2 separate regions of the Mus musculus genome follow, and region 1 is linked to region 2. A link is a loop called in an ENCODE intact Hi-C map of the cell type or tissue named here. Cell type or tissue: heart. All regions are shown on one strand. Links, peaks and the distances in the headings refer to the core of each region. The heading gives the core; the rest is flanking DNA.

Evidence for each region. Peaks named below come from ENCODE experiments on the same cell type or tissue, not always from the same donor. Only the 100,000 strongest peaks of a DNase experiment are listed, where the experiment ranks them.
Region 1: a loop joins it to region 2, with 2.0 times the contacts of the local background. A loop is called at or near these places in 3 of 42 quality-filtered maps.

The regions. Positions count from the first base shown.
Region 1 is chr7:112,799,070-112,815,350 of GRCm38, reverse strand. The region is part of intron 2 of Tead1 (TEA domain family member 1); the gene reads right to left. Among named protein-coding and RNA genes, the nearest start is that of Tead1, 130 kb to the right of the region's middle. In heart, for the core only: no CTCF peak of the experiment used is centred there; a DNase peak (open chromatin) is centred at 7,750; H3K4me3 peaks cover 778 bases; H3K27ac peaks cover 2,970 bases.
Region 2 is chr7:112,847,257-112,863,537 of GRCm38, reverse strand. Tead1 (TEA domain family member 1) reads right to left here. Exons shown (of 13, transcript NM_009346.4): 5 at 7,474-7,485; 6 at 6,606-6,740; 7 at 5,338-5,384; 8 at 4,408-4,469; 9 at 1,982-2,106. Among named protein-coding and RNA genes, the nearest start is that of Rassf10, 99 kb to the left of the region's middle. In heart, for the core only: CTCF peaks have their summits at 7,084 (motif pointing right) and 8,928; a DNase peak (open chromatin) is centred at 7,187; H3K27ac peaks cover 1,757 bases.

The DNA.
Region 1 (16,281 bases), core at 4,087-12,086, 48 kb after region 2:
CCAGTTTGGGAGGAAGGAGTTAGCATTCTGGCTGAACTCCATCACACTACAATAGAAAGCCCCATTACTCAAAAAAACACAAGAGGAGGAACAGGTGACAAGATTTTGGGGGGGTTTGTTTGTTTATTTAAGAAACTGTTTTGGGTTTTGGTTGATAGCTTTATGGTGAGGCATGTGGTATATGGTACTGCTCTGACACACACTATAGATTGACAGCATTGGGCTAATGCATACCTGTTCATTTCACCATTTGCCACTGAGAAACAAATGCAACTTCTTACCAGTATGAAAACACCCTGAGGAATAACGCCTAGGCTAACACGACTTAACACTACAGCTGTTGCCAGATCTTCCCTGCAACAGTGCCTCTGAGATTCCATCACACAGAGGGGGTGCATGTTTTCCAGTAGGAAAAGCAAGGGTCGACAGGTCAAGGTGGTACATGCCTTTAATTCCCAGGAGGCTGAGGCAGGTGGATCTCTATGAATTCCAGAGAGAGGCAAGGCCACATACTGGAGACCCTGTCACAAACAAACATACAAACAAACAAAAACCCAGAAAAGCGTAGTTTGCTGGTCCCCTCGCATTCAGGGCAGCTGTTGGATACTGGATAAGAAAGGCATGCTTTCTGAGACAGTGGAAGCCACATGCAACTAGAGGTAGGATTTAAAGAGGTGGGGATGTAGCTACATGCACTAAGGCCTGGGTTGAACCCCCAGGACCACACTGAACAGACATAGCAGCACGCACCTGTGGTCCCAGCACTCAGGAAGGGGAGGCAGGAGGACCAGGAAAGAGTTCACGGTTCTCGGCAGCTAATGAGATGGGTAAAGGTGCTTGTGGCCAAGCCTGACACCCTGAGTTCAGTCCCGAGGACCCACAAGATTGAAAGGGGAAGAAACCAAAGTCCCACAAGTCATCCTCTAACTGCCATACACCTACTGTGGCGCTCACCGGAGTGTGTGCATACAGAGTAAGTACAATGTAATTAAAAAATTTAACGTCCCTATAATGAAGAGCCTTATGTCTAATCAGCGCCAAGAATCACTTGTGGAAAATCTGCCAGGTACCCCGAGGCAGTCTTTTCACTGGTGTTTAACAATTTCAGGCACAGGGCATCACATTCCCTGTGATGGGGAAGCAGAGCCTGAGATCCATGTTGCCCCATAGCACAGCGGATCAACTGATGCTAGCCTGGTCTATCAGACCCTACTACCCATGCTGAGTGCCAGATGCCCATGGCTACCTCCAGGTCACACCCACAGCACACATAACGAAGTTAGGGTGAACAGCTGAAGCTTATTACTCACCACGGGGGGGGGGGGGGGGAATCAGCTCTGACTTAAACCTCACCCTGTCCTCTCCTCTCCACGGAGTCATCGACTCGTCTCCCATACCTCAGATGGTTTTACTCCACACTGTAATAATGTCCCAGGGCTGGTAGCCAACCACTTACTCACAGGATTTCACAATATCTAATTTGATCCAAGCTGTCCTTCTTGGACTCAAACTTCAAATTCTCATTCCTCAAAAGGTAACGATTGCAACTCAATTGAAAAACAAACAAACAAACAAAAAACATCTATTAAATCCTTACATAATTACATGTGTCATGTCCTCAAACACAGCCTTGCCCAAGGCAAGCTCAAGGTACTCTCTGTGAAACAAGTACCCAACCGGTAAACACAAAGAAGGACCTGTTAATTTGGTTTAGAAAATGCTGTGGAGGCACCTCAGGAGTTTTGAAAACCAAAGAATCAAGAACGGCTATTGTGACATGCCAAGAACATGCCAAGTAAAAAACCAGGATAAATTAAAATTGCCAAGTGTGATTGTACAGTAACTATGTATGATAAAAGAGGCCGGGGCAGGGAGGCAGCAGGGGTGAACCACACGGCTACGGTATAAACAGCATTTAATTTTTGTTTGATTTTATCTTTGCACGCGTGTATATATGCAGGTGTGTACAAGTGACTGTCAATGCCAGAAGAGGGCACCAGAGTGCCCGATCCCCTAGAGCTGAAGAGACTGGTGACCGTGAGCCTCCCAACATGGGTGCCAGGAACCAAGCAGTCTTGACTGCTGAGACATCTCTCTCCAGCCCCACTGTGACACACTTTCACACAGGAAAAAACTCTACCATGGTGGGCTGGGGTTATTTCCCTAGAAACATGGTGACAGGAGACAACTGAGTTTCAAGAAGCTGATGGAACATTCTGGGTATCTTCCATAGCAAGAGACTTGACGATAAATCCTACATGCTCCGATTTTACAGGCCTTGATGTCAAGTTCCTAAAAACAAATTTCACAAACAGCTGCCTAAGGCTCTCCTTTACGTCACCTTGGTTCAGGTACAGGGGCATCCAGCCCTGTATCATTTAGATCCTAGGACACCTGAGGAGCAGAGAGGAGGCCGGGCTGCACTCTGCTGCATCTCTCTGCAGGCTAGAACACAATGTTCATAATTAAGACTATCTGAATTCCTCCCTGAATATTTTCTCTCTTTTTTTTCTTTCCTTCAACTCATTGATAAAGTCTTGATTAAAAATACAGACGTTTTGTCATCCTTACTACATTAACCTCATCTCCAAACTCTTCTGGCTGGATGAGAGCTAATGCTGCTGCCTCTGTCTGGTCAATTATTACATGGACACGAGGGACCAATTAATGCCATCCATAAAAGCCTGAATCATTCTGTCAATTAACGAGAGCTAACTATGTCATCAGATATATTACTGGTGAGCAAGTCTATTTGGTTGCAGTGTGTCTTGGAGGAGAGCACTATCAAATGAATCACAATTGACTTGGACAACTGCTAGCATAATTTCGAAAGATGAAAAGACAGATGTGGTAGTTATTAGTGGTCCCCTGAGGAATTACGGCCAAGCAATTGCGATGTGCGAAGGCTGCACTAGCAGGTGCCTGCAGTAGGAACCAGGCGGAGGGTTAAATCAATATTTTCAATTTCTTAGGATCAATCTGGTGTTTGAACGAGATGGAAACTTGTTAGCAATTGGCAGGATGTGTAAATGAAAAGTCAAACTTCTTATTATTTGTTAAAAGGGAACAAGTGTACTGCCTCATGCCCTTGGCACAAGCTAACACTTTCATGATCCAGTAGCCAGGGCATTCACTGGGAATCAAGCGGTTCTTACATTTTAATAGGGTACAAAAGGTTAGCTTCGTAAAGGTTGAACATTTGAGATCTTTACAAAATGATTGAAGTGTCAATGGGAAAGTTTTGAGCTGTGACAACAGTATAGTTATTAATGATTAGTGCAAAACACAGAAGGAAATGTCAGCCCAGCTAGAAAGAGGCGAGAAGCCATCTCACCAACAGTGTGGAGACTCAGCAGAGCCCTGGGGGCACACTGCTTTCTTACCAAAAACTTTACTGTTCTCCCAAATCTTCTATAACTCTTGTGAACATCTTGTATTCTTTTTTTTTTTTAATTATATTGGTTGTGTCCAGAGTGAGAGACAGAGAAAGAGACGGAGACAGACAGCAAGAGAGGGGTGGGAGAGAACTGAGAACCTACCTAAGTCACCATGTTTGGCTTCACAAGGACCTACCTACTGCTTTATCCCATCAGCCTCTGAACATCTTGTTTTTGTTTTTTGGTTTTTTCGAGACAGGGTTTCTCTGTGTAGCCCAGGCTGTCCTGGAACTCACTCTGTAGACCAGGCTGGCCTCGAACTCAGAAATCCGCCTGCCTCTGCCTCCCAAGTGCTGGGATTAAAGGCATGAGCCACCACTGCCCGGCTGCCTCTGAACCTCTTAACTGAACCATCGGACAATGTCTCTTCTCATGTTCTGTTTGCTTACTTTGAATTTAGGGATGACAATCCTTTGAAAGACACAGATGTATTAAGGTGCAGAACATTTAAGGAAAGTTTGGAGTAAACAAACAAAAATTTGCAACCTAATACACTTTTGTGAGCCAAACTGGAATGCCTAAAGATAGAGCCAGTGTGCTCGCTCCCTGGAAGACTAAGAGAAACAGGTCTACCTGCCACTCCCTCCCTGCTGAGCTGCAGATCCTCTCCCACCTATTGAGGACTGGAAAGCCCCTCCCGCCTGGCATATCAATTTAAAGGTGCTATGGCCTACACCTTACATTCTATTTAGTTACCTATTTCAAAGTAAAGAAACAAGAGTATGTAAAGTGAAATTCAAGGTCAGTGTAAGTATTAATAAGCGAAATTTAGACTATCATGACTCCAAGGGGGGAGTGGCAGAGCCCTCTACAAACCCCATAAACAAAACTAATCTGAACAAGGATTTCTTGACTATAAGGGAGCAAGATCTCAGAGACAGCAGGATAATGAGGTAAAGCATCCGCCCAGAGGGTGAGAGGGGAGTATGTGCCGCCAATTAACAGTAAACAAAGCAGATGTCAGATCAGAGGCCGGCACTGGGGGAATTCGGGAAGGAGAAAGCTTTCAGCTGGGCAGGGCAAGGAAAGGCAAGCTCTCCATAGGAAGAACTCACAGAAGAAACCAGAGATGAGCTGGGTGAGCTACAGACAGGGCTGAGAATGGTGAGGGAAATGGATCGAAGGCCAAAGCAGGCCCAAGGCCCACGGTTCTATTCCTAGCACTGCACAAACTGGGCACAGTGGAATATACCTGTCATCTCATCACTTGACAGCTGGGGGTTTAAGGATTACGGACCAAGAGAGATCATCCTCAGTTACATTGCAAGTTCAAGGCAAGTTTGGTCCATATAAGAAAAAAGAGGGAGAGGGAAGAGAGAGTGCATTTGAGTCAGAAAAAGACCCCCACAGGGTGGGGGGTGGTGGGGGGGGGTAAGCAGCAGTCTCCTGTCCCAGCCCTGCATCCTGGATCTGACACGGACCTGGCAGAGCTGGAGCTCAGCCAACAACAGAACAGAAAGAGGAAAGACTCAGTGGACACGTGGGCTGAGTGCTGCCCATGCTCTGCCCATGCCAGCTAGGTGGGCTTCTCTTTGAGCTGGCCACAACACCTCTGTGTGCAGACATTGATGTTTATGCATTTCATTTCAGAGAACACAATGCAGGCTGCTTTGATTAAATCACAAAAGCAGGAGGTATCTAACAATAAAGGGTTCAGTCAGCGGTGAGAGACCAGCACTGTCCTCTGGGCCAAGGCCCTGGGACCTGAAGCATCATTCCCCATGTCTGATGATGAGGAGAGACCAAGTCTCAGCCTTGAGTCCTTACAAAGCCCAGAAGTTAAGGATGTTATTATCAAAACTGCAGGCCAGCAGCAGAGCACCCAGTAGGACAGCCAAGACCATCAGGGAGAAGCTGTCTTACTTCCTGCAAAGCAATGGACAACATAAACTGAGAAATAAAGAGCTGAGCAGCTTGTCCATGAATTCAGAAATTAAATGAATGATACCAGAATGCAAGAAACAACATGTTAAAATCCACTAAAAAGCGGGCCATGGTGGTGTACATCTTTAATCCCAGCACTTGGGAGGTAGGGGCAGAGAGATCTGAGTTTGAGGCCAGCCTGGTCTACAGAGCAAATTTCAGGCCAGCCAGGGCTACGTAGAGAAAGAAGGAAAAAAAAAAAAAAAAAACAGAATCCACTAAAGATGTTAATGAAATAAGCAGTAGAATTTGCAAGAAATGTGAAGAGTGAGCCAAGTCCCCTCAAACCTACCTAGGTCTCCCCACCTGCAGATCACATTGTCTATCCACTGGCTGCTCCTGCCAATGGGGTTGGCCTCTGCCCTCATTTAGCTCATCTCTCTCACCCTCAACCAGGACATCATTCACTGAGACTCTGTTCAGTTTCCAAGGATAATCCCCTGATTCACAGAGCACAGGGGCGGGGCTTTTGCACATCCTTTCTCTATTGGCTCCCGGACTTTATCTATGTTCCAGGGCCTAGCCCTCTTGAGTGCTCAATCTCAAGACACCTCCACAAACCCATCTCAGCAAACCTCTCCCTCATCCAAACTGTCCATTAAAAGCCCTTGGCTGCCATACTGGGTGGTTCAGAGAACTGGAAATGGTCTCTGCAATCTGATGGTAACACCGTATGTTATGTTCCTATCTCAGGAATTGTGTAAGAACAAGACAGGTACAGACACCGGGGTAGGGTAGTACTGGAATACGCTGACTCCAGTGTTTTGTACATTGTGAATCCTGTCTACCAAGGGGTGGTAAGGAGCTGCAGACCTCACGTTCATACCTCATCATTTCTCGTGCAACAACGGAGCTTAGTGAACACAAATCTAGAAGGGCATTAAGGAACATTACCAATTTATATTCAAAATCAGCAAGAATAAGAACAAACCCTCAGCACAAAGGCACTGGGATGAGACGTGCCTTATGCTCCAATCACAGTTGGCATTAATGACTCAGAAGAATTCTGTATCATCACCTCCAACCTACCTTCCATGTCCAGGGCAGTCCCCAGTGAGATGGGTAAGAGTCTCCCCCAATGAGTGAAACTCAAAGAGAACTTACAAGGGAATAGAAAGGAGATGCTGGGATGAGTAACTCCTAAATTCTCATAGATTTTCTGGGCTGGGTACCATGAGAAACTGTGGGAAGTCAATGGTATAGCCAAGACTATCGTGTAGAAACTTGGGTATTATTCTGGCTCAAAATAGACCAGTGTAAAATGCTGTGTGCTGTGCTTCAGTTTGGGGGGACAACCCTGAAACAATACCTCCAAATGCACCTGCACTATGACACACTCACCAGCATCAACAAAGTGAAGGTAGTAAGGCATCAGAAGGCATGGTGTGGGCATGGCGGTGCCCACCTGCAATCTCAACACTTGGGAGGTAAAGATGGGAGGAGCAGGAGTGAGTTCAAGGCCAGTATCTCAGCTATATGAGCTACACCAGACTGTGTCAAAACAAACAATCAACCAGAAAGTGAAAAGGGGGGAAAAACATAAATTTTTCTTTCCAATATTTAAACAGCAATACAAACTTTCAGTGATGCTGCGTACATTCCATAATGGTATCATCTGTAGAACTGGTGCCTAATACAAAACAGAATTTAAGCAGCTCATTCTACTCCATCTTGCTCCCAAGTGTTTGAGGCAGGTTCCAAAAACCCAAGATGAAAACAAAAGGCAAGAATCCTACCAAAGAGAAGATAGATGTGGAGTGAACAGGAAAAAATGAAAATCAAGAAGAAGGTTTCCTGGGCTGACTGAAACTAATGAGAAAAAAACCCAAGGTGAGACTCATTCACTTAGAGTCGTGTGTGTGTGTGTGTGTGTGTGTGTGTGTGTGTGTGTGTGTGTGTGTGTGTGTGTTGCATGTATATAGGTACATGTATATGGAGACCCAAATGCCATATGTCTTCTTGATCATTCTCCATTCTGTGGAGTTTTGAGGTAAGCCTGGTCTACAAATGAAGGCCAGCCAGAATAATACGTGAGAGTCTGTCTTTAATGGGGCTGTGAGTAGGAGGTAGGGTTATATCCACTACTTGAGCCGATTTCCTCCTAGCTTTCACTTAAAATTTTTATTAATGAATGTTCCTTTTAAAACACAGACATACAACACACACTTCCAAATACACCTCATATCCTCATTTTTGTTGTTCAAATGTGCTAGGCATTGCAACTCATTAAAAAAAAAAAGGAAACTGTACCTTTAAGAAACTCAGCTCATAAACACCAGGCTTTGGAAACCAGGGTTCAGCAAAGAGGAGCCAATAAAAACCCTGTAACTTGAAACCAACCCACACAGCATAGGAAGAAAGGAGCCCAGCAGCGCCCAGTTTGCAGGACAAGAAGCTAATTGACCGGAATGTCTGCTGCATAAGCTATAAACTAAGTACATAAAGAACAATATGAACATACAGTTAAACAAAAAGGCCAAACTCTCCAACACCACACTGTGCACTAAACAAGCGGGATGATTGTTTGAGGAGCCGCCGGAGGAAGAAGGGATAATTAGCGTCCTTGTGAATCAAGTGTCTGCCAGGAAAAGGTCTCCATCCATGGAGTGGCCCTGGAGCAATGGCACCTTTTGCCCTTAAGAGTCAAGCTGGGAGTTAGGGGGATGGTTCAGGCAGAAAGAAGGACCTAGCAAATCCATAGCACCTAACCCGTGGTGTGGGAGTGAGGCCCAGATCCCAGCACTGAGACAGGACACACAGAGCTCACTGGCCAGCTAGTCTAACTGAATGGTGAACTCTAGCCCTATGAGATACTCAGGCTCAGAAAATAAGGTCAGAGAGCCACTAAGGAAGACACCCAACATGGACCTTGGGCATCTACACAGGCACACAGGCAGGAGACACATACACAGAGCCAAGGTTGGGTTTGCAGGACCGTTTATTGACAACCATGAAGAAGGTAAACATTCTTCAGGCAAAGTGTGTGAGTAGAGCCTCACACTCTACTGTGGCCACCTCTCCTTCTGGAACACACAGTCTTCAGGTTTCACCAGCTGCCACTTTCTATGACCAGGAAGGGTCATTTTCTCTCATTTATTGCCTCACTGGCTTGGGATAGAACAGTCTGTGCCAAAGGGGTGGGGGAGGGACCAAAGCATCCACCCAAGTCACCATGACACAAAGAGAGCCTACAACAAAATAGCATGTCCATGAGAGTTTATCCAGGGCTCAGAGAAATGGGACCTCAGATCTGCCTCATTCTCTCACTGAACATGGAAGTGGGTAATCTTCACCTTTCTGGTGCCTCCTGTAGTCTCCAGAAGAAGCTGCAAGGTAGAGAAGTGGGTACCTCAGGACCCAGAGTTTGCAGATCCAAGTTCAAATCCCCACCCTCCCTGAAGAGCAGTGTCCCCAAGCCCCTCATTTACATGGCTTTCCTTTTTGATCACGCTATCCTGCTCCAGCACAGTTGAAAGCACAAAGAAGAGACTTTTAATTTTAAGGCTCTGAATTTGACACAGATGTGAGCCTATTACTTCATCTATGATACTCAGAAAATGCCAGGACAGTCTCCTTGCTATGCAAGGGATGCAGACAGACAATCAGAAGGTGCAGTACCCCACTGAGAACTCACAGGCTAGCTGGAGTCAGACTATACAGGTTGAGTGATAACGCCGGGGAAGTCGTATGTCACTGGAGATAATGAGTCTAAATGTTATTATTTGATTCACTCAATTCTTCTGCACTCAGGAAACTCCACTGGGTTCTACCCAGAAGGTTCACAGCCTCCAAAACAATAACAACAGATCACAAGAGTGGCACCTCCCAACCCCACCAAGGGGATTCTCGGAGACAGAGGGTTGAGAAGAATTCCCTCCTGGGCTTTAGTTACTCTATGAATTTAAGCTATGGGGATAGCTACAGCCCAAAGGAAATCAAGTCTGCAGTGACAGGAGAACTTGCTACGGCCTTTGAAGTGCATTCTAAAAAGGAAAAACATGGGAGCTGTGACTTGAGTCAGAAACCCCTAGGCTCTGATCCCCAAGCCCATGAACCTGAGCCCCGACTGCTCAGCAATATGAATAATGGGTTTTTATCTGCCAGGCCCAGCACTAACCCTTTAAACAAAATTTCTTCCAGTTCATGTTTAAAGCAGCCCTACAGGAAAAATAATTTCTTTCTCTCTCTTGCATGACATCAAGTGATGAGCTTGAAGTTTGAGCAGCTGAGAGGTGAGACGCACTCTGAATCCACACTAGTTTTTATCCCGTCTCGATCACTTATTTGTTTGGGCTGTATCCAATTTACACTCATAACATCTTGAAAATCACACATATAATCTTTGCCAAAGAACCAAAGATACCATGGATCCCCATACTCTGGGAATTCACAGATAACATTTAAAAAATGTAATCCAATATACAATTCTCCAGAAAGGCTTCATGAATTTTTTTTAAAGTATGACAGAAGTCTAGAATAGCCCAGACAGCTCCAATGAGTGCTACATACATACATACATATATACATACACACTTTGGGGGGGGGGGGAATGGCCTACTGTCAAGCTTAACCGCCTGATTGAAATTGAGACACCTTCAAATTGTCCTCTGACTTATACACATGACTGTGGCATGCATACCACCCCTCATAAATACACATTCAGTTGTGCAAAATAAATATATAGCAAATATCCCAGAAGGAAGATGGGTAGTTCCAGGTCTAGCTTTCTATCTAAGCACTCTCACTCCCTCAAGGTCATAAAGATTCGGTACAACGTTTTTCTGAGAGATCCTACTTAGCCCTACAACCCATTTTTAACTATATTCTGTATATGGAATGTAAGATAAGATTCTAGAATTGTCTTTGTGTGTATGGTGACCCGATTTCCTAGTAGGGTTTGTGGAAGACGACTGAATTGAACTCTACTACTTCTGAATTGCACTGGCTCCTCTGTAGAAAGAGCAAGAATGAATAATGGTTTATTTCTGCACACTCAATTCTGCTCAACTGTCTTAGCTTTCACAATTAGCATGCACAGCCTATCGCTGTAGCTATGTGCTAAGTTTTGAAAGCATTGAGTCTTGCACTCCATGAAGATGGAACAGCTTTTGCTTACATCTCCCCGCCCCCCCCCAACAAAGCTAGACACCTTTCATTGTTGAAGCCCATACTCATTTCATTAAATTTATTCATAAGAGTCTTGTTCTTGCCAGGCAGTAGCAACTCATACCTTTAATCCCAGAACTGAGGAGACAGAGGCAGGTGGATGTCTGAGTTTGAGGTCAGCTTGGTCTACAGAGAAAGTTCCAGGACGGCCAGGGCTACACAGAGAGAAACCCTGCTTCAAAAAGCAAACAAATTCCAGGCAGTGGTGGCTAACGCCTTTAACCCCATCACTTGAGAGGCAGAGCCGGGCAGATTTCTGAGTTCAAGGCCAGCCTGATCTACAGAGTGAGTTCGACAGCCAGAGCTACATAGAGAAAACCTATCTTGGGGAGGGGAGGGGGTGGAAAGAAAAGAAAAGAAACTTGCTCTTTGAGCACAATTGTGTGTGTGTGTGTGTGTGTGTCTGTCTGTCTGTCTGTCTGTCTGTCTGTCTGTCTTAGGACTTCTCAATACCAGTCCAACCTATCAAGAAATAAGAACAGTGTCACTTCTTTATAATCTGGATGACCATCATTTCATTTCTGAGTCTGCACTGTCATTTCGGTCAGAAGTATAGCAAGAGAGGACATTTGCACCTTGCCTTCCAGAATCTAGGAGGAAGCTGCAACCACCACCACCACCACCACCACCACCACCACCACCACCACCACCACCACCACCACCACCATCACCATTATCATCTGCATGTAGTCAGCTACCCAAGTGCTTCTCTAGAGAACTGGAGAAACAGTTTCTTATACTGATGACCCATGAGCACACCACAAATGAAAAATATACTTGAAAACTTAAAAAAAAAAAATCAAAACATGTTTTCAACTTTAAGAACCAAAAAGAGCCAACAGATGACAAAAGCATAAAGTTGCTAACAAATAAGTATTAAAAAAACAAAACAAAACAAAAACAGAACATCTTACATAAGGATTGCTTCAAGCAAAGATAAGGCAGCCTAAGCCGGGGAGGCTGCAGACTGAGAAGAGGCCTGCCAGCCCACAGGTTCTTCAACAGGGTCCAAGATGGCCTCATCCTATGAAAACAGAAATAGGGCCCCAAGCACAGTCTCTGCTGTCCACACACTTGGGAGTCCAGGACTGGGATTGCAGAGGAAACCTCTTCAACCACCCTGAGTCAAGAGGGAGTGAGTCCGAAAGGTCTGGAGGGCAAAGAGGAGCAGCAGGAGCCTCGATTAGCAGCTTCTACGCACCAATCTCTATCTTACCAAACAGCCAGAATGTAAAACAAAACACAACTAATTCTAGGATGGAAACAGCATCCATCAGACACCATCAAAAAATTGTTTGAAAGAACACACTAGTTCCGGAGATTTTTTTTTCCTCTCAAAAAGGCCAAAGTCTAGATGGCCCAGCAAGGGGCATGCTCAGATGTGACTGCTGGCTTAACTCTCGCTCTGACACACTCAAGACTCCATCCCTGCACAGAACCTGCACAAGACAACTGTTATTTACACAACTAGACAAGCTGCTCACTGCAGCTGGATACCTTCCACACTTAGAAACCCGAAACCCCAGAGTCTGCATTTATCATAGGGCCATGCATTCTACTGTACAGTGGAGTACATCTAAGACAGAAATACAAGGGTGAACAAACAAGCCAGACATTACAGCCAAGGACTTCGTAGAAAATAAATAGGAATATAAGTAGTCCCTTAGGAGGAGAGGTAAAGACCTGAGGAAGCTGGAAATGGAACAGAACTCTAAGGCTTCCTTCTCCAGTTTATGGGCGCTCACACTTCACAGGGCCTTGGGAAACTGAGGGATCCTAACCACCCTGCCCTGTGCTCCCCAGGAGCAGGTGGAAGTCTCCAGCTTCTGCAGGAATTCTGACTCCCCGAGAGCTGCCTGGTTCTCCATGAACTCGCTCACTGTGACTATAGGCAGTCAATCCTTAGCTTCCCACACCGTCCATTCCTCATGACTGTCTCTGCAGCACCAGAGCCAGTTTGGGGACACAGCTAGGGTCCAGGAATGCCCATCTTCCTCTCTCTGAAAGCTTTTTTTCCAGGAAACACCACTGCCATCCCCTGAATGGTTTAAGAGAAAGAATGCATTGTCCATGGAAAGAACTTGCGTGCCTGCTATCCCATCCCATCACTTACAAAGGTCCCCACTACAGAAAGCCCCTCTGAACCAGGGTCACTTAAAGAGATCTCCAGGAGCCCCAGCCGGGCAGCTGTCAGGGAAGTATGTCTCTGGCCTGCTTTACAGATTACTTCCAAATGGCTTCTACGATGGCTTCCCACATGGCCTTTCAAAGTAGGCCCGGTCTAAGAGATGGAAACATCTTCCAGGCTCAAGAGACCTAGTAACCTGCCCCAGGGGTACTGCTGGGGGGTACTCAGCACTTTCATTGCCCCACTACCTCCTCCACCTCCTCTACCATCTCCTCCACCACCAAGTGCTTGAAGGTTTTGTTTGCCATTAGTTCCTAAAGAGACTCAGAGATTAAGAGAACACTGGCTGCTCTTCCAGAGGACCTGGGTTCAACTCCCAGTATCAATACTGGCTCACTGTCTATAACCCCAGCTCCAGGATCTAACAGGCAGGCATGTGGTGCAGGCAAAACATTACTACATGTTTAGTAAAAATATATTAAAATTTCTAAAAAGCTCAGAGATACCCGGCGAGGAAAGCAAGGGGCAACCGACAGTAGCAGCTCTCAGTCACAGGGGAGATGTGCTAAGGGGGTGGAAGCTTCCAAATTAGGGTTGGGGGAGACATATATTCTTAAAAAAAAAATACTGGACAATTACCTACTAAAAATGTTGTCTTGAAATGCGAAAACTGCAAATTAAACCCAGGCTAGGTCCTGAAGAGCTTTTTCAGCTCACTCGTCTGTACAACATGTAATCAGGCATGCTCGGAAGATTACCCCAATAAGCTTTGAAAAGAGCAGTCATTAGATAAAATCATGAGATAATTGCAGGGTTCTCCGGGCCGGGTGTTACTAATATGGAGGCTAATCTTGTCTGTGCAGCCATACTGATAACAGAACCAGGGCACTCCCGAAACTCAAGTTGCTCCACACACCCCATTCTCCAAAGTACATAGCAGAGAAAAGAAATGTTTTAGGCTCCTGCCCTGTGGCCGTCGAGATTGGAGAACATGAGATCTTTTCTCTGGAAAAGAAAGGCAATATGGCTCCCCAGCTACTCCCCTCTGTGCTCATCCCAGTCAAGACTCCACAGTGAAGCGAGGTAGACGGCTCAGTAAGCACTTGCTCTACATACATGGGGACCTGAGTGCAGGGCCCATGTAAAAAGCTGGGTATGCCTATAGTCACAGCAGCAGGGAGTGGAGAGTGAGAGGTGGATTCTGAGGCATAAGGCAGAGAGTGGACCACCCATCCATGTCTTGCCTCTGGCCTCCCCATGCATGTATGCGCGCGCGCGCACACACACACACACACACACACACACACACACACACACACACCTGGCACACACACCAAAATGGAAAGTAAATAGCAAGAAGCACAGGGGGCAATTTGAACACAAAAAAGTGTTCTTCTTGTGGTGACATCACATTTTACAGGCTGTCAAATGAACAGGAATGCATCAGGTGGAGGAATTACACCTTGCATATTTGGGGCTAATTTGGGAAGGGTCTGAAGCCTGGGTTCAAGTCCAGCTCCAGGAGTACCCTAGATACCAAAATATGAATGCTAACATTTCTTCTGGAGAATGGTGTCACATATGCAAGCAATCTGGAAATATTCTGTACACTTTAAATGACCCCTAGTTCACTAGAATGCCTAGTATAGTGTAAATACAAGATAACTTGTTGTAAGTTCTTTTTCCTGAGTAACTCTGTCGGTGTTTGATGAGTCCAGTACACAGATGACCAGTTGTACCACCGTTTCCTCAACGCCAAGGTAGGAGCAAAACAAGCCAGGTAGGAAGGAACAGGGCTCACCAACCAGGGCTGTACATGCTCCCTCTCCTTCAGTCCTTCCTCCGCCAATAGCCAATATCTGAAAGAGAAGCAGCTAAAACTGTACACACTAGACACTATACTTTCTGTTCCCACCTGACTTGCAATACGATTCCTGTCACCTTGAAACTGCCTGTACTGGTTTCAGTTCATGCGTGGACATCCACAGCACAATGAACCATGATGATAAGGAAGAGAGTTAATCTGGGAAGACAGCACTCACATTCCCATAGCCGAAACAAACCAAGGGGCTTCGCCCGTCTGCCCCCAGCCCCTTGGAAGAAGAGCAGCTATGACTGTGAACAGTCACTACTTTGTGTTCTGATTCTTCCTGTAATTGCACTTCCCCCCTCAAGCCAAGCATGTCTAATAGCCCTCCAAGTTCCGACTCCAAAGCCCTCTTTTGGGGTGTTTCGATCTCATCACTAATGGAGACAACTGCTTCCAAACAGCTCCGTGACACGTCTGACTTGTAAACCTCTGAGATCATGGTTTGGGTGAGACGGAGGACGCTTTGGGAGTGGGATAAGAGGGAAGGCCATACAACTGTGCCTTTCTTCTCACAAGACAAAGTGCTAATAGACCAGAGCTCTAGATGGCCCGTGGGTGAACAGAGTGGGGGTGACATAGAACCAACCATAAGGGTGCCGTGAACAGCCTGCTCTTCTTCCCTAACAGCAGCGGGGTCTGAAGGACTGAAGGAAATTATTGTAAGGCGAAAGCCTTGAGCATACCGCATTCAAACTGGACCACGACACATCCACCATCATACTTTTCCTCTTCAGACCTTTGTCCCAAGGCTCTGCACTGATGAAGGATTTTATATGGGGTGGCAGGCAGCACCCTTCATGAGCTGTCACCATGACCCCTCAGCCAATTCACCCCCTTCTCTGACTACACGGGGCTGAGCTCCCACCAACTGGCTCACTGGGTCCTTTTACCTCCAGTAATAGTAAGGGAGAGACACTGTCACTCCCCTTAAGAAACTCCCATCAGAGCGAGAACAATGTGTTAGTGGTCAAGAAACAGTAAAGGCCAGCCATTTCCTTGTCTGTGGGGCAGTCTTGACTCATTAAAGTCCAATGCTGTAAAACTGACCCAGTGGATTACAAAGTAAGGCTACTCCTTTAGGCCTTCTTTCTCCTATAACATACACGAAATGAAGATGAGAGAAACAGAGTGTAATGTTTAAATGAAGGATTAGAGGGCTGGAGACATCCAAGAGGCACTTGTCCACTGTGTGATCCCCAGCACAGAAAGGGTTGGGGGGGGGACAAAGGGAGGAAAGGGGGAGAAGGGTAATAGAGGGGACTGAAATGAAGGGAAAAGAAAACATTCATATATGTTAACTAATTTTTAAAAATGCCCCTAAGTACCAGCAACGATGCCAGCACCACACAGCCATCCTGTACTAGGGAATTGCAAGCCTGGCTCTCACCAGCTCTCCACCTGCATGGCATGCAATGCCCACTGTCTACATCTTAGTCACAATCCATCCCAGGTTATCCAGGGCTATGTCTGCTTCAAAGTTCAGGTTTCTGGCTCACTAGAAAACCTTGATGGTACCCAGAGGCCTACAAAACTCCCAGACTTCCTGTGATCCAAAGAGCAACAACAAACGCCTGGCAGGGCCTGGAGTCCACCGCCTGTGTGTGTGTGTGTGTGTGTGTGTGTGTGTGTGTGTGTGTGTGTGTCTGCTTCCCACACGTCCTCTCCCAGAGCCTGCGAAGACTCCGATGCGTCACACTGGTCCCGAGTCAGCACTCACCTGAGTCATAGGGCTTTCTCATTTCTCCACTGAGCTGATA
Region 2 (16,281 bases), core at 4,704-12,703:
GTCTAGTTGACCTTCAGTGTACTTCCTTTTTATTCAGTTTGGGAACTCAGTCTATGGGATGGTGCCAGCTACATTTCCTGAACAGTGAAGTATAAAACCACTTATAGGTGCGTAATCTCTGATTTAAAATGAAGGGGAGGGTGTGTGCAGGCTCTAGGGGAATTCAGCACCTGAAGCTTCTGGAATGTTCCAGCCACATGGAGGAACTGTGGTCAAGAAATCCGATGTGTGTTAATCGGGCACAGGGGGAGAGCTCATCTAGGCTCATCTAGGTCTATGGAGGACCACACAGGCAGTTCAGGGGTCCTTCGGCATGGGTGTGATGAGAGGACACTTCAGGAGAAATGCAGTCCAGTCCTTCTGTTTGCTACCTATACACCTTAAGTGACCAAATGTGCCTGGCCTGCTTCCTCCTCTGCAAAGGGAGGAAATCAGAAGCTATCTGAAGAGGACAGAATGATGGGCTGAATGGCAAAGCACTCTGAAACAAACACAAGACACAGGGGGAAGACCAGGCCAGCCTCCAAGCAGAAACAACAAGCAGGTGGCCCATGTCATCACCTGTACGGACTATTAGCCCAGCAGGGTTCTTCCTGGGTGACACCTGCCACTGGAGACGAGCATACCTGGCAGCTATGTCCTTGCTCGGGTCTCAAGAGCTTCAGTTTCTGGTATCCACTTTACTCCCTCACAGCCCTGGCTTCTGACAGCCCTCAGAGTGATGAGTGTATATCAGAGACCCCCACATGAACTCTTGGTAGACTTGTTAACATGTGGTAAAGTGCCTCTGCCTTGGGCACCTCTGCACCCAACCAAGCAGAAGCTTGGAAGGACACCTCTGATGCTCAGCATAAGAGTGAACAGTATGCTCACTTATGTCAAACTGTGTGCTCACCTCTGTGTGCCTTCCCCTCTGCCCTCTCCTACATTCTCTCTCATAGGGCCTCACTAGATAGCCTGGGCTGTCCTAAAACTCACTATGTAGACCAGGCTACCCTCAAACTCACATACATCCACCTGCCTCTGTGTGTGCCACCATGCCCAGCCTCTGATTCTTTCTCTTGATAACAGATGACAGCAAGACCCCCACATCTAACATGTCCCCGGAGAGGTCAGCTCTGGGAGATACAGAGTGTGGAGAAAGGAGTTGGTGAGGATCCCAAACACTAACTCATGATTGTTTCCATTGCTGCCTGGGGCTCACCCACACACAGATGCAACCCTCACACTCACAGCCAAGGAGTGGGCGCGAACAAAGGGTACAGGCTTATGGGGGGCGAGGAAGAAAGGAGGCTCACATATGCATGGGATGATGTGTACAAGAGGGAGTGGGCGGGGAAGGAAAAGAAGAAAATGACAAATAGAGTCCAGATGCCTGTGTTTCTGGTATTTACAACATGACAAGGCACTGCAGTCTACAGTAGCTATCAAAGCACCAACATTACTTCTGAAGAAGATAATTGCTTTTCTTACTTTTTGGGGGGGGGGTGCGCTAGAAATGCCAGATAATACGGTGACTGGCTGTTAAGCCTTTAGCTTTTGAAGATGGATCTTTAACCAAGCAGACATAACTATATGACTAAAGAAGTTACTAATTCAGGGTCCTCATTTATCTCTCAGAGTCCAGATACTTTACACCCCATCAGCCATACAACAAGGCTCAATAAGTGCTCCCTGTTGTTAAATTTTATGAAATACAAGCCTGGTGAAGGCCTGCCCTCCAGCCAAGGTACTCCCTGGAGCTTGTGGTCCACATGGCAATAAACACCCACCTCTCCTACCTGAAGCTATGAGAAGATACCTGCCTACAGCATCCTTCTTCCTGGATGAGGTAGCATGGCCTGGTGGCTCCACATGTTTTTACACAGGGCATTTCACACAGGTGTAAGGGAAGGGGCCAATAAGGGAGAGACCACAGGGTGAAGATGTGAGCAGGCACAGAAGCACTTTCTGTCAGCCACACCCCTCTGCGCATACTCACCGAGTCTGGGTCTCTCTGCTGTTCAAGGAAAGCGGAGAATTCCACCAGGCGAAGCTTGGTTGTGCCAATGGATCGGCCCTGCCAGGCAGGAACTGAGGGGGCTGGGGCTGACGTAGGCTCAAACCCTGAAATAACAATTGTCACCTTGACACAAGTGCATATACCTCCCTGCAGACCTCAACGGGGCAGAATTCTGAACACAGAGGACCCCAAAGGGAAATCCTTCCACTGGTGGCACTCAGGCTGGGGCTTCTGCGGACAGTGACAGCTAAGCAGACTGCATGAAGCTCATCCTGAAACCAGCTCCCAGTAAGGTTAAAGAGCTGTGGCAGGGGGCTGGTGAGATGGCTCAGCGGTTAAGAGCACCGACTGCTCTTCCAAAGGTCCTGAGTTCAAATCCCAGCAACCACATGGTGGCTCACAACCATCCATAACAAAAATCTGATGCCTTCTTCTGGAGTATCTGAAGACAGCTAGAGTGTACACACATATAATAAATAAATAAATCTAAAAAAAAAAAAAAAGAGCTGTGGCAGGGGACACTGGGATGATCAATGCCTATTGTTGTCTTGACTAAACTTAGAATCACCATGGTAAACTATCTACTGGTTTAACTGAAGCAGAGGAAAGGAGGCCCTCCTTAAGTGTGCATAGCACTACCCCACAGCTCCAGTCCTGAACAACATAAAAAAAAAAGAAGAGAGCCAGGCGGTGGTGGCACACGCCTTTAATCCCAGTACTTGGGAGGCAGAGGCAGGCGGATTTCTGAGTTTGAGACCAGCCTGGTCTACAGAGTGAGTTCCAGGACAGCCAGGGCTACACAGAGAAACCCTGTCTCAAAAAGCCAAAAAAAAAAAAAAAAAAAGATGATGAGAGCTGCACATCAATATTCCCTCTCCATGACGTCACTGTCAGGACAGGCTATACTATACCCTCAAACTGTACAAACCATTTCTCTCTTCAATTGTTTGCATAGATATTTTGCCACAGCAACTGATACTGACAGCTAATCCTGGGTTACAGGGTCTGGCTGGGGAGCAAGCTGAGAATGGCAGAAGCCTCTAGGGAAACGTTTGTTTGTGAAAGCATGCCGTGAAGCCAGGACCCATAGTGCACTGTCTCTATTGGCTCACCAACACTATACAACATTCCCTCAGGGTGCTTCACAGAAACACAGGGCACCGTGGAGTGTGTATCTGACTAGGGGCACTGAAAGGGTAGATCTAGGATTATGCACTCTCTCAAGAAGTTCAGCTGAGAGCACAATTTGGGTGTCCGGGTCCAGGAGAAGGGGAATCAGATGGGTCACCTAGATTCAGTTTCTGCTATGAGCTTGCATGTAAGCCCTCTCCTACAGGAGGGAAGCAACAGGGAACTGAACTTCACTACCTAAGAAAGCGTAAGTAATCTGTGTCTGACTGGATGGTATGATTTGGTAGCTAATGATGAAAGTAACCGCAACAACTTCCCCTTCGAAGTGGGGCCCGGCGTCTTAAGTGAAAGTGGTCAGGCTTCCTGTTTCCTGACAGTCCCACAGAAGGAGCTCTTGGAAGAAAGGGGTGTTTTAAAATTTATTCTTGGGCTGGTGAGATGGCTCAGTGGTTAAGAGCACCAACTGCTCTTCCAAAAGTCCTGAGTTCAAATACCAGCAACCACATGGTGGCTCACAACCATCCGTAACAAAAATCTGATGCCCTCTTCTGGAGTGTTTGAAGACAGTTACAGTGTACACATAATAAATAAACAAACAAACAAACTAATACATACATACATACATCTTTAAAATTTATTCTTATTTACTTATTTTTATCATCTAGGTGTTTTGCCTGCATATATATATATATATATATATATATATATATATATATATATATATATGTGCGCACCATGTGTGTGCTTAATGCTTGCAGGTAAGAAAAGAACACTGATTGCATCCCCTGGAACTGGATTAACAAATGTTTGTGGGGCTGGTGAGATGGCTCAGTGGGTAAGAGCACCCGACTGTTCTTCCGAAGGTCCAGAGTTCAAATCCCAGCAACCACATGGTGGCTCACAACCATCCGTAACAAGATCTGACTCCCTCTTCTGGAGTGTCTGAAGACAGCTACAGTGTACTTACATATAATAAATAAATAAATCTTTAAAAAAAAAAAACAAATGTTTGTAAGCCACCATGTGGGTACTGGGAACAAACCCAGGTCTTCTACAATGGCAATTGTCTCTCTAGGCCCCAGAGAAAGAACTCTTGAATTAAGAAACACAGGGCCTGGTGGGAGATGCCTGGGTCTTTTCTCAGCTTCAAAGACGACCCACCCTTAGGGAAAAGAAGAGAGGCAGCTGGTGGCTAAGACCTATATCACTGCACTGGGACAAAAGAGGCCAGGCTGCCCTCACCTACTCCTCATCCAAGAAGCAGGGAGACTCACCTGGAATGGGGGCTGTGACTGCTGGCTGGATGGGGTAGGCCTGCTGCACAAAGGGCTTGACGCTGGGGAAAAATGGTTGACATGTCAAAATTACGGATGCAGTAGTGGCTACTGCCCAGGCCTGGCTCTGGCCTGCAGTAGGATTCTCCCATCATCCCACCTGCCTGGATCCCTGCCTGCAGTGGGATGCCCATTCCATGCGGAGCTATATTTACCTAAAGGAAGTTTCTACTTCCAAAGGAGAGGCCACTCAGCAGGCTGCTGAGGTACAAACACCCACAACGATGTGGTGAACTAAGCTGGACTGAGGTTAGCCTGGCTTCCCAATGTAGCAGATACCATGGAGGTGTACAGGTACCCATAGAGCGTACTTCTCATCCCTGCACAGACCAAGGCCAGCTGTCATGGCCTAGGGAGGGCTTAGGAGGCCATGAGTCAGGGTCTCCCATCTCTAGACCACTAGGCCAAACATTTCTTTGTAGGCCATACAAAGAAAATTCCCTTTCTGCTTTATCCCCAAGCTGCCCTTGGCTCTTGTGGGCTGAGCTTGCGCTTTGGATTCAAGGGGTCTCTGGAATTTTCTATCAGACACTCCTATCACAGGGACAGTCACAATGGAAAGAGACAGTATCTTTGCTGCCCTCTCTTAGGTAAGGAAGACCCTGGTGCTGCAGCCAAAGCCATGAAGGATAAGGGACCCAATTCAAGTGTCTAGCTATGTCACTGCTAATACTGAAGGTGGGAAAAAGGAATCTATACCATTGCTAACTCTCAAAGGTGGGTCCCATTTCCATGTCCTAGAACATAAAGAAAGTCAGACTTCCGTTTGACTGTCTCATCTCCCATCATCCCTGAGAAAGCCTGGTGCCGTAAAATGTTCCCCCGAGTGGGCTGCCTAGCCTCTGCTGTCTGGGGCCTTCAAAGACTTACTCTTGTGAGGATCCTGGCTGTCCTGTCTGTATCATCCCAGGCCAGAACTGGAAGGCAAGAAGCAAAGGCTTCAGGGTTATGAGTTCTCATCAGAGCACACTGTGCGACATGTTCAAATTTGAAGCCTCTGCTAAAGAACACCAGATCTCTGGAGTTTGGATGTGGTCAGTGCTGTGTTCAAGACCACAGCCTACTCCAGGGAGCTTCCTTTAGCCACTGTGTCCTGAAAACTCTCCTAAGGCCAAGAGGCAATGTGGAAGCACTTCAGCTTATTCTGCAAGGGCTTCCTGCACGTCCCACAGTTGTGTAGCTCCTAAGGTCCAAGGGAACAACATGCAGACTTTGAAACAAAGATGTCAAAGTGTGGAGAAGCAACTAGGACACTCGTCTCTGCTGTGAGCATACCTAAGGCCTCTGGCAGAATGCCGACATTGCTGCTTATCCAAACGACCAAGTCACATGGTGCCTCAAAGTGAGTAAACTCAGCTTTGTCATCTGTAAAATGGCCATGAAACTGAGACTACTGAAGATGGCTCTGGAGTGAAACCGGATGTAACAGATAGCTTCTCAGCCTTTGGGAGCTGACAGATGAAAATATTAAAAAGAGCATTTTGCCTCTGTGGGTTTTGGTTGCTATAAAATAACCCTGATAATACAGGGATAGAGATGGAGCCTGAGAACTAAGAAAAAGAGTAAAAGAGGCAGGTTGCAACTAAATGGGACTCCACAAACAAGATAGTTTAATCTCATGCCTTTAAATTTCACTATTTTCTTCTCCCTCTTATTTCCATTTCTTTTCCTTTCTTCCTTTCCACCCCTCCTTCCTTTACTTCTTTTCTACCGCATCTCTCTTCCCTTTGTCCATCCATTGCATATCTATCATCTGTCAATCATCTATCTATCCACCTACTATTTTTCTATCCACGCTTCATCTATCTCTTATTCTATCTACTCATCTATCACCTATCTCTTTGTCTACCTACCTATCCACCTAGCATCACCTATCATCACCTACCAACCTATCTTTTATTCAGTGATACTGTGGACTGTCCTAAGGACCTCACTCATGACGGGCAAATGCTCTACTACTGAGCTACATCCTCAGTCCCTTTTTATCCTAGTTGTAGACAGGGTTGCATCAAGTTATGCAGGTTGACCTTGAACTTACTACATAGCCCAAGTCGGCTTTCAAACTTGTGATCCTCCTAAATCAGCTTCCTGGGTAGCTGTGCCATCACAGCCATGCTGTGGTTCCAGTATTAACTTACCCCCGGACCCCCCGGGAAGGTGGGGCGTGGAATCCCAGGCAGCCCCAGCTTGTTGTGGATGGCAGTAGCCGAGACGATCTGGGCTGATGACATGGCAGCCATGTGCTGCAGGGCCTTGTCCTTGGCAGTCTGATCCTTGAAGATGACAGTGACACACTGACTTAATAGAGAACACATGTCTACCATGCGGGCTAAACAGTACAGCCACGAGCACAAAGACTAAAATACAGAGCCACACGGGGGCCATGAAAGCACACATGCACAGAGAGAAATCAACACGGCCGGGAGGCAGTGACTCTGGCTTTCAGAACTAGGGCTACTAGCAGGCAGCTGCTGGTGGCCAGGTTGGGTTTTAAACCCTTGATCCATTTTTTCCAATGATAGGAAGTCTAACAATATAATCATTGTTTCTACTTCCGGAAGAATTCTCAAGGGCTTATCATGCCAGGGGTCGGGGGTGACCCGACTTTCAAGTGAAAGGTCACCAGCAGGGGGTAGGGCCATCCACAGATCGAAGAGAGCACTATTTGGGTGCCTGCTGTCGTTGGGCCACAGTGCCAGGCCCCTGCTGAGGTCATTCCAGGCCCAGGAACCCTGGCAGACATCCGAGGAGGGGCAGCTCACAAAGCAGCAGACGGGTAGGGGAGCAGCCAAGCAGCATGCTGTGGGGCACATGCTATGGGGCTAAGGCTACAGGGGTTCCTTTACCAAAGCTCAGAGTGTGGGGGAGGCTACAGTGTTTCCTTTCCAAAATGGATCTTTTCTACAAAGCCAAGATTGGTAACACAAAGCTAGCCAAAAAAGAAAAAAAAAAAATCTGCCAAGCACAGCTAAAATACAGAATACTCAGTTTAGAGAACATACTTACCATGCTTGTTACCTGGATACAATAATAAACAGTTTGTTAAAAGGATCGCGTACAAAGGCAGGGTTATTTTTCTTCTTTAGTTAAAAAAAGCATATGTATATAAACACAACATTCATGTGCCATAAAAAATGCATATGCAAATGTGTCAATTCTTGCACTTTAGGGATATGCTATCCAGATGCTGAGTCACCACTGACAAAACTGACCACCCAGCTCCCTGGCTGTGGGACTATGTGGCATCCCCATTATAGATGAAACTGGTCAGGCATTGTGTGTGGCGGGACCCATGGATGCACGCAGAGTTGAGAATACACTCAGAACCCAGAGGTCCCTGGAGCAGGAACAGAGTAGTAACACCAACACAAACTGTAGTGTCTCCCATCCAGCTGCCACTCAAGAGTCTACGGTGAGGACAGTGGCTGAAGCACAACAGAAACGCCAGCCAGGAGGCAGCTTCCATGTTTGCATAGCTAACCAAAGGTGAGGAGTAAACAGGCCGAGCTGCCAAAGGGAAGGTCAAGGGAAGCCTGAAAAAGAATCAGGCTCGAAAACATTCTGGAAGTCAAGAGACAGATTCTCAAAGAATAAAAATATTCTGTTACAGAATATTTTTTTTTTCAGAGAGGAAGAATGAGAAGGGGTGGAGGAGGGGAAGGAGGAGGAGCTAAACATGCATTTTCCCACGTCTACGCTTTGTATTTGAGTGCTAGTGAGCCCGAGCTGGTTCTCCAGGCTGTATCTGCCCACCGGGAATATCTGCATGCTATGGCAGCTTCTGCATCAAGGGCACAGTGAAGGTCTGGGGATGCCTGTCTGCTTGCTGGTCCCTGCTACAAAGGCCTACGGTGACTAAGAATGGTGCTTCCTGTCTTCTCACTGGCAGGCACTCCTTCAAGCCAGGTTTGGTTGGCCAGCCAATCAAACCTCTAACCTGAAGCCTGTCTAACTGAAGTTGATGATGCCAGGTAAAATTTATTATTAAACACACACACACACACACACACACACACACACACACACACACACACACACACACACACACAGAGAGAGGAATGGAATTTTATTGTAGACTGGAAGCTTACACACACACACACACACACACACACACACACACACACACACACGGAAATGGAATTTTAATATAGACTGGAAGCTTACACACGTTATCCTAAAGCAGACCCTAGCTGAGCACACACAGGTGGCAGTGGCAGCCCACTCACTTTGAAAGCCCAGTGGCTTCAGCTGGCCCCACCCATCTCAGCAGGGAATGCATGAGCAGTGAGTATGGCTCTACACCGTGAGGAAGGCCTGACACCAATGCACACTGGCTAGGTTTTCTTTGCGGCCATCACATTGGACTCCAGCCCCGAAGCCACTTAACCCCTGGTGAGAGGCTATAATAAAAGCTCTCTGGGGCAATCTGCTGAGACTGAGGTAATGGCAGGGAATGGCCACTGGGGCAGGCTTCACATCCTCTTTGGGCCCCAGAATGGGGTAGTTTGGAAAAGAGAATCCCAGACTTTTATCCTGCCCCGCTGCTGTGAATTCTAAAGAACTACAAAATTGCTTCAGGACCTTGCCCTGTTTCATGAGAAAGCCATGTACTCTCCCTCAGAGACCCTGTGTTTATTAGATGCTGACCCAGTGTGGAATATGATTGGTGCGTTTTAGTTAGTGGGGCAACCTGAAAAACCATAGCCCAGGTCTGGATTAAAAACAAGTTCCTTGAATCTCTAAGACCTATAGACATGAGCACCTGCTAGAAACATTTCTCTCTGCTAGGTATGTTCAAAGGTTCATCAAAATATCCATGACGAATTAGATAGTTTTCCTTTAAAAAATTTGGAAACATTTACCAGGTATATATGCACCCACATACAGAGTCAGAGGACACTTTGTAGTCGCTGGTTATCTCACTGTGAGTCCCTGACTGAACCCAGGTCAGGCTTGCGAGCAAGTGCCTTTACCTGCTGAGCCATGGCCCCAGCCACATTTTGAAACAAGGAAATCAGTGAGGGTGGGGGCAGGGACCTGGACTCTCTCAGAGCCTTGGAGCATGCATGATCTAATTCATCTATCTAATGACTACTGGCTACTCTGTCTGGAAGGTGCATAAATAAACACAGAGCTCAAAGGCAGGAGAGCAGAGCTATTGTTTTCTGTGGCTCTCTAGCACCCAGTGCTTTCTGTTAGGAAATCAAGCGCCTGGCTTCTTCCCTACCCAGGGCAGGTCACATGACACCTTTTACTTTCTTCACTTAGGAAGAATTTCACCTTGACATCTTACATCTTCTGGCTCCATTATAAATGTATTTGTAACTATGAGGGTGGCCAGTGAATTCCATTATAAGCAGCACACTATATTCTATAAGGCCACTGAACCAATGACCGGCAGCAACCACATAGTTCAAATCTGGGCACCTCTTGGCTTTTTGTCTGTCAGGACAGGCAGCTAAGTATGGGACGGAAATTTTATCTCAAGTAGTGGCTCCTGCACTTGACCCACCTGCCTGAGAATGAGCAATTTCCTGTAAATGGACTAAAACGTCCTCTCTCATGATTCCTACCTATTCATTGAATTTCACAGCAGTGGCTCTTCATCTACAATATACATGTAAAAATTAAAAGGGCTATGTGTGGGTTGGAGGGGTGTAAAATCTAAAGTTACCCTGGAGACAGATAATAAGCACTGGCAGGGCTCTGTGAAAAAAAGAACTTGTCCGCAGACCCTCTTACCTTGAGATGGGAGTTGAGAAAGATGATCTCTCAGCTGTCATTTGCAGCCCCGAGACCCGTGGCTGGCTTTGGAAAAATTATCACCCTAAGTGTCAAACCTGGGTAAATTGCCTGCCCGTGTCACTACAAGATAATATCCTGGCCTTTTATCTGTTGGCTCCTCTCACCCTCATTAAAAAAAAAAAAAAAAAAAAAAAAAAAAAGAATAGAGGCTGCAGTAAGTCTTGCTGCATGCAAGAAATGTGAGCTACACTCACACACCAAATTAACTTCACTCTAAGATGTATTTGTATCTCTCGATGTCTCTGAGGTGAGGATGAGATTTACAAAGGGTAAGAGAACTGTTTTATCTTGAAACACTGCAGGAAGTCAATATTGAGTTATACTCTATCTGACTTAGACACCAGGAAAGAGTGTGTGTGTGTGTGTGTGTGTGTGTGTGTGTGTGTGTGTTCAGGAACACAAAAGAATAAAAGTCTCAGAGGGAAATCCTAAGACAAGTTCATTCTCTGTTCCTTTTGAGCCTGCGACCTACCGATTCCCCTAGAGTAGCAAACACTGCCTAAAGGTGGTAAATTCTGGGTTAGAGGTTAAGTCTCATTATCCACCCTCTCTTCCTTACCATTCAGTTGATGCCATACACAATCAACTGCCTCACTGCCCCTGTCCAGTCCAGCAGGCTGAGTCACTCATAAACTCCTTGGCCTGGAACCTTGCAACCTGTTAGTAAGTAAACAGGGTTTCCTATTTCTTAAAGCTGAGCTCTGCTGCGCTGACTGCCTCCCTCTCCTTCGTGATCACAATGGACATGGTGTCAGGGAAATGCCTGTATGTAACATATATGTTGGGAAGGCAGCAATGTGAATGCACATGGCTGAAGAGCAGCCTGTATGTACTAGCCTCTGGCTATTGCACAGATTAATCCCTCCTTTCCCTGCTTTGCCAGCATCCAGTTGGCTTGCAAATGATCTCGGCTCTCCACACTGTCCACAGACAAACTTAGATGGTAATAAACATAAAGAGAGCGCACGCTCCCATATGCCATCTATCACAGCTGCCATCCATTAATGAAGTGCATGCTATACACAGCATATATAGATAGCCTGTAAAGTTCTAATATATAGAATATACAGTGTGTATAGACAAACCATCTAGCAGGTCAATTTACTCATGAACTATCATCTCAGAAATTCATATGGAAATATTAGTAACACTGCAAGAAAAAAAATAATACATATAAAGTCACAGAGACCATGGAATAAAAGAGCTGTCATGAGCTACTAAATGCTTTGCTGCAAACATATTTTCCCCAGCAACATAAAATTGTAACACGAGAGGGAAAACAGCAATTTGCTTGAAAAAAACACATTTTTTTTTCCCAGCAGAAAAAGACAAAACACAAAAAATACTACTCTAAGAATTACTTTTGCAGATGTTGTTTCTAATCGAGGACAGTGTGGATTCACGTGACCTCTGCAATAATTAGCCGTGACTCTTGAGCAGATAAACATCACAGAAACATAAGGTGGTCTGGGGAAAGGATGGGGCACTTGAATGTTTTCTAGCCATGATCTCTAATTTGCTTATCAGTGCAGAAGGCGGGAGCAAATACAAAAGGGGCAGCTCTGGTCAGGCCACGGCGCTGTGGAGGAGGGACGGACCGTGCATTCAGCCCCAGCCTGACTTGCTGCCTAATGAGGAGCAATTAATTCATTGCATTGTATTTCAAAATGCCGAAGACTCCATTCACATCAAAGAAAAAATGTTTCAAGGCTTTTACACATTGTTCATTTTCAAATGTACAGAGCTATGTTTAGCACTGTGTCATTGTCCATGGCGGATCTTTTCTTTCTGATGTGGGCCTCTGGCTTTCACAAAGAACTGCAGATGAGGAGCTGGGAGGGTGAGCCTTGAGATTCCTGGGAATGGAGGATGTAGGCCAGCTATGGTCTGGAGCTAGGAGCTGAGGAAAAGGTGCCTTCCTGCTCACTGCCCTTTTGTCTGGGAGCTGGCATTCAAGTTCTAGCGTGAGAGCTAAGCCCTCACATTGCCATAGCCTTCAAATTCACAGAGAAAGGGCCCATGCACAGCACCTTCAGTGAGGGATGTGAACCCTTCTGGATCATTCTGTGAGGAACTTGGGCTTTGACACCAGACGGGCTAAGGATCAGGGTCAGATCTGCCACCCCATGCAAATCACAAAGCTTTTGTAAGCCCTTATTGCCTCTTTGCTAAAGCAGAGACAAAGGCAGCTAAGCTCAGACAAGATGGCGTCCCACTGGCCCACCATCCAGGATTCTGCTATGATCTAGCGCTGCTCAGGAGCTCTAGCCTTTACTGTACAATCTTGGTTACCAACTTTATTCTAGAGTTTTCTCTGATAGACACTGGGGATTGCTTAGCAAGCAAGAGATTTCTCAGTTCAGAATGGAGCTGCTTCCGTTTATTACCATACAAACTCTTCCAGGCTTGGCTCAGAACAGAAAGGCAAACAGATCCAGCCTTGGGCTCACAGAGTCAACCCTGCATTCCACATTCCCAGTGGAGATTCTAATTCCTTCCCACATCAGCTAAGTACCTATGAGGTCAGAGGACTCATGTCATGTGGGCAAAAGAACCTGAAGGCTGGAACCTAGAAGAGGCCGGCATGGTTTCCCAAACCTAAGAAATGGCCAGGAGGATGCAGGTTCCAATCGAGGCTTGGGACCTTGTGTTCTATTCAGTTCCCACTCCTCATGTGCAGCCCAGGGGACCACAGGGAACACAGCATGTCTGCCTCCCCTGGCATAGCAACACCAACTGCAGGCAGCGGAGTTGCACTTGGGCAATGCTCCATGGAGTTCTTAAACTTGGAAGAATGAAACCAGCCATGTGAACTTTAAGCTCTCGCTTATGGAAAGGAATACCTTACTGGAAAGAAAGGTCTATTTGAAAATCCAGTCACAAGGGCCCCAGGTCAAAAATGAAACAACAAGAAAACATGGCCCCAGGAGAGCTCACATAGCTGATAATTTAGTCAATCACTGGATGGAACAGAGACACAAGCCGCCTTTCCTGCACTGCTGCAAGGAAGCACCATCAGCTTTTCTTCATTGCGGGCCATGGCAAGACATGGTCAAACCTTCTGCCCAAGACAGATTCCTGCCAAGGTGAGAACAGAGCCGTGGCCTTGTTTCCTCTTCCTGTTTCCTCATGCTGTGCCATCATTTGAACACAAACCTGACTCCATCCATCTCTCATAAGGAAGATGGCAGCAGTACGCCATCTCCAGAGCCACGTCTGGGTCCTGTGGTCTCTGCCATGATGCCTCTGGATATCTTGTGTGGGGAAAGAGAGACAGAGCAGGGAAACTCTGTGTACAACTCCATGTCGGAAAGAAAGATATAAAACATGGAAAATTCAGCTGCCATCTTTTTCCAGGCCAGGCTGAGTCTCAATTCATAGAGATTCAGAAAGGGCTAATTTTGCTATCTCCACAGAGAAAACATTTCAGAGCAGCAAAGAATTTCAAATATTACAAACTGGTCCTATACTGTGCTGTCTCCTAGAACCCAATCTGAGATTTTGGTAAGATTCTAAGCTGCGGGAGACAAGGGTATCTACACAATACAGGAAAGGAGTGCAGATGCAGCTGAAGCAGATGCAGCTGAAGCAGATGCTGCTGAAGCAGATGCAGTTGGTGACAAATCAGACAGCTAGCTCCAAGATGGCGTCTGTGAATTCCAATGCTATACCACGGACCCAGAGGCCACTTGCCTACTGCATGGTATGCGTCTATCTTTGCCGACCACATCAGGACAGCTATAAAGCTGTGGGTCACCTAAAACACACCCAACCCCAGAAGAACCATGCATGGGTCAGAAGGGCTAGGTCCCAACTGGAAAGGCATCCTCTTGAAGACAAGCACTTTTGTTTCTTCTTAGGCACTTTGATCAAGATAATATAAACTCTCGATTGTGTGAATTTCTAACATTCCTTTAGCTGTCTTCATGGGCTCTTCTTGAGTGTCTCCTGGAAGTGGCCCACACCATCTCTTCTGCTCTGATGCACTCTTTCTTGGTGTCTTTCCCTATTTCTCTTCTTCTTATGCAGTTCCACGCCAGGCAAGCCCTCAGCCACTGAGCTATATCCCAACCTAGTCCACATTCTTCTTGCATCTCTCTCACATGATCACGGCCTGCATCTGGGGCCATCCCAAGTGACCAGATCAGTCTTCTGAGGCCGCTGTAAACGACTTGTCTGATGTTGGTGCTCAGGGCAACACCAAGAGCTCTTGGTAGACAATGAGTGAGGACAGCCAGCTGAATTCAACTTCAGGGTAAGAGGGGGCCGATTTCTCAGCTGCTTTATTTTCTAATGTGACAAAGGAAAGACTTGGAGGTGAGGGAAGAGGGAGGGGGCTGAGTTTACTTAGGGAAGAAGAGAGGTTGGAGGAAATTAGAAAGAGGATAGAATAATGATTCTCTGCTTGATTAAGTGTTTTGTTTAAAGAAAAGGAAAAGTCACCTGTGAGGTAGACAAGCCTGGGTGTTGTGTGTTGGTGTTTGAGATGTAGCTATGGTCATCCTTGGAGACTGACCTTAAATAATTCAGTCCTCCTACGTCCCAAGTACTGTGATTACAGATATAAGCAAGCATGCCTGATCGTGTACTGACTTTTTTATACTTAAGTAAAAGCTTCATGGTTACTTTTGATGCACACTTCCAGCTAAGCTCTGGGTCGTCCCCCCCCCTCTCTGTGTGTGTGTGTGTGTGTGTGTGTGTGTGTGTGTGTGTGCTTGCATGTGTTTGCATGGATGCATCTGCTCCTCCTTCCCTCCCTCTCCACCTTATTATTCTGAGGCAAGGTATATTCGCTGCCTAAAGCAGCCTCGGGACCCTGAGGGATCTCTCCAGCACTAGGGTTATAGACACACACCCCTGTGCCCAGCTTTCCATGTTGGGGCTATGGTCTAAGATCTAAACTCAGGTCCCCCTACTGTTTGCTTGGCAAACACTCTGCTGACTCAGCTACTTCCCAGCTCTTAAAAAGCTATGTTTTGAGTGTTTTACTGAAAATCTCGTTCAGGGGGCTGGAGAGATGGCTCAGCAGCTAAGACCACTGGCTGCTCTTCTAGATGTCTGAAGTTCAATTCCCAGCATTGATAAGATGGCTCACAGCTGTCTATAAGTAACCCAATGCCATCTGGCATGCTGGCAAACATGTAGACAAAACTCCCATACACATAAAACAGACAAGTTCAGAAGTTCTAGCATATATTTTACAGACTTACAAACATAACTTGTATTCATAATTCTTTGTTTAAAAACACTGAGGAGGAGACCCAAACAGACACAGTGGGCTGAAGAGGGGACATCAGTGGAGGCTGGCCATAAGGGACAACTGAAGGCCACCTGAGTAGGGCTCAGACTATGAGGGAGCCCCTGGCCCAGGTGCCTAGCCCTCTTGCCACACTGTCATAGTTCAGTTACTAGGTCCCTGCCTCCAGCTTGGCTTCTCTTACCAGCCATCCTCTTAGAGCAAACTATAAATACGGTCTTTCCAGAGAAGCCTAGTAAATGTTCTCCCTAGGCCCCTGAGCAAATGTTCCCTCTTCAGTTAGGTGACACAGAGCTATTCCAATCATTGCCCAGGGTCTACCTCCATGGAACTCTTCAGGGTAATCCAGATAACCACTCTTGGTTGGCTATTCTTTCTTTTCTGAGCCCTGTTTCCTGTCTACTGCAGAGTCTTGGCTGTGGGAAATTGACAAGGGAATTAGCACAAGGCTTCCTATTTCCCAGAATACCAGCTCCATGAAGTCAAGGCCTAGGCTGTACCAGATCTGAAAAACCCCCAGAGGCCAAGGGAAGCATCATTCCCTTGCTTTTAAAGTTCAACAGAACCTTTTCCTGCCTGTGAAGATGAAAACAGGCATAGAGTCTGCATACCTGGGGGATGATTGAGCTTACAGTCACTCCGAGAAGTAGCCAGGAGCAGCGGCTGACCTTTAGAGCTGACACTAACACCTTTCAGGGGGCTACTCATTGAGAATGTGGCAGGGGAGGTACAGTCACTTCTGTGAGTCTTCT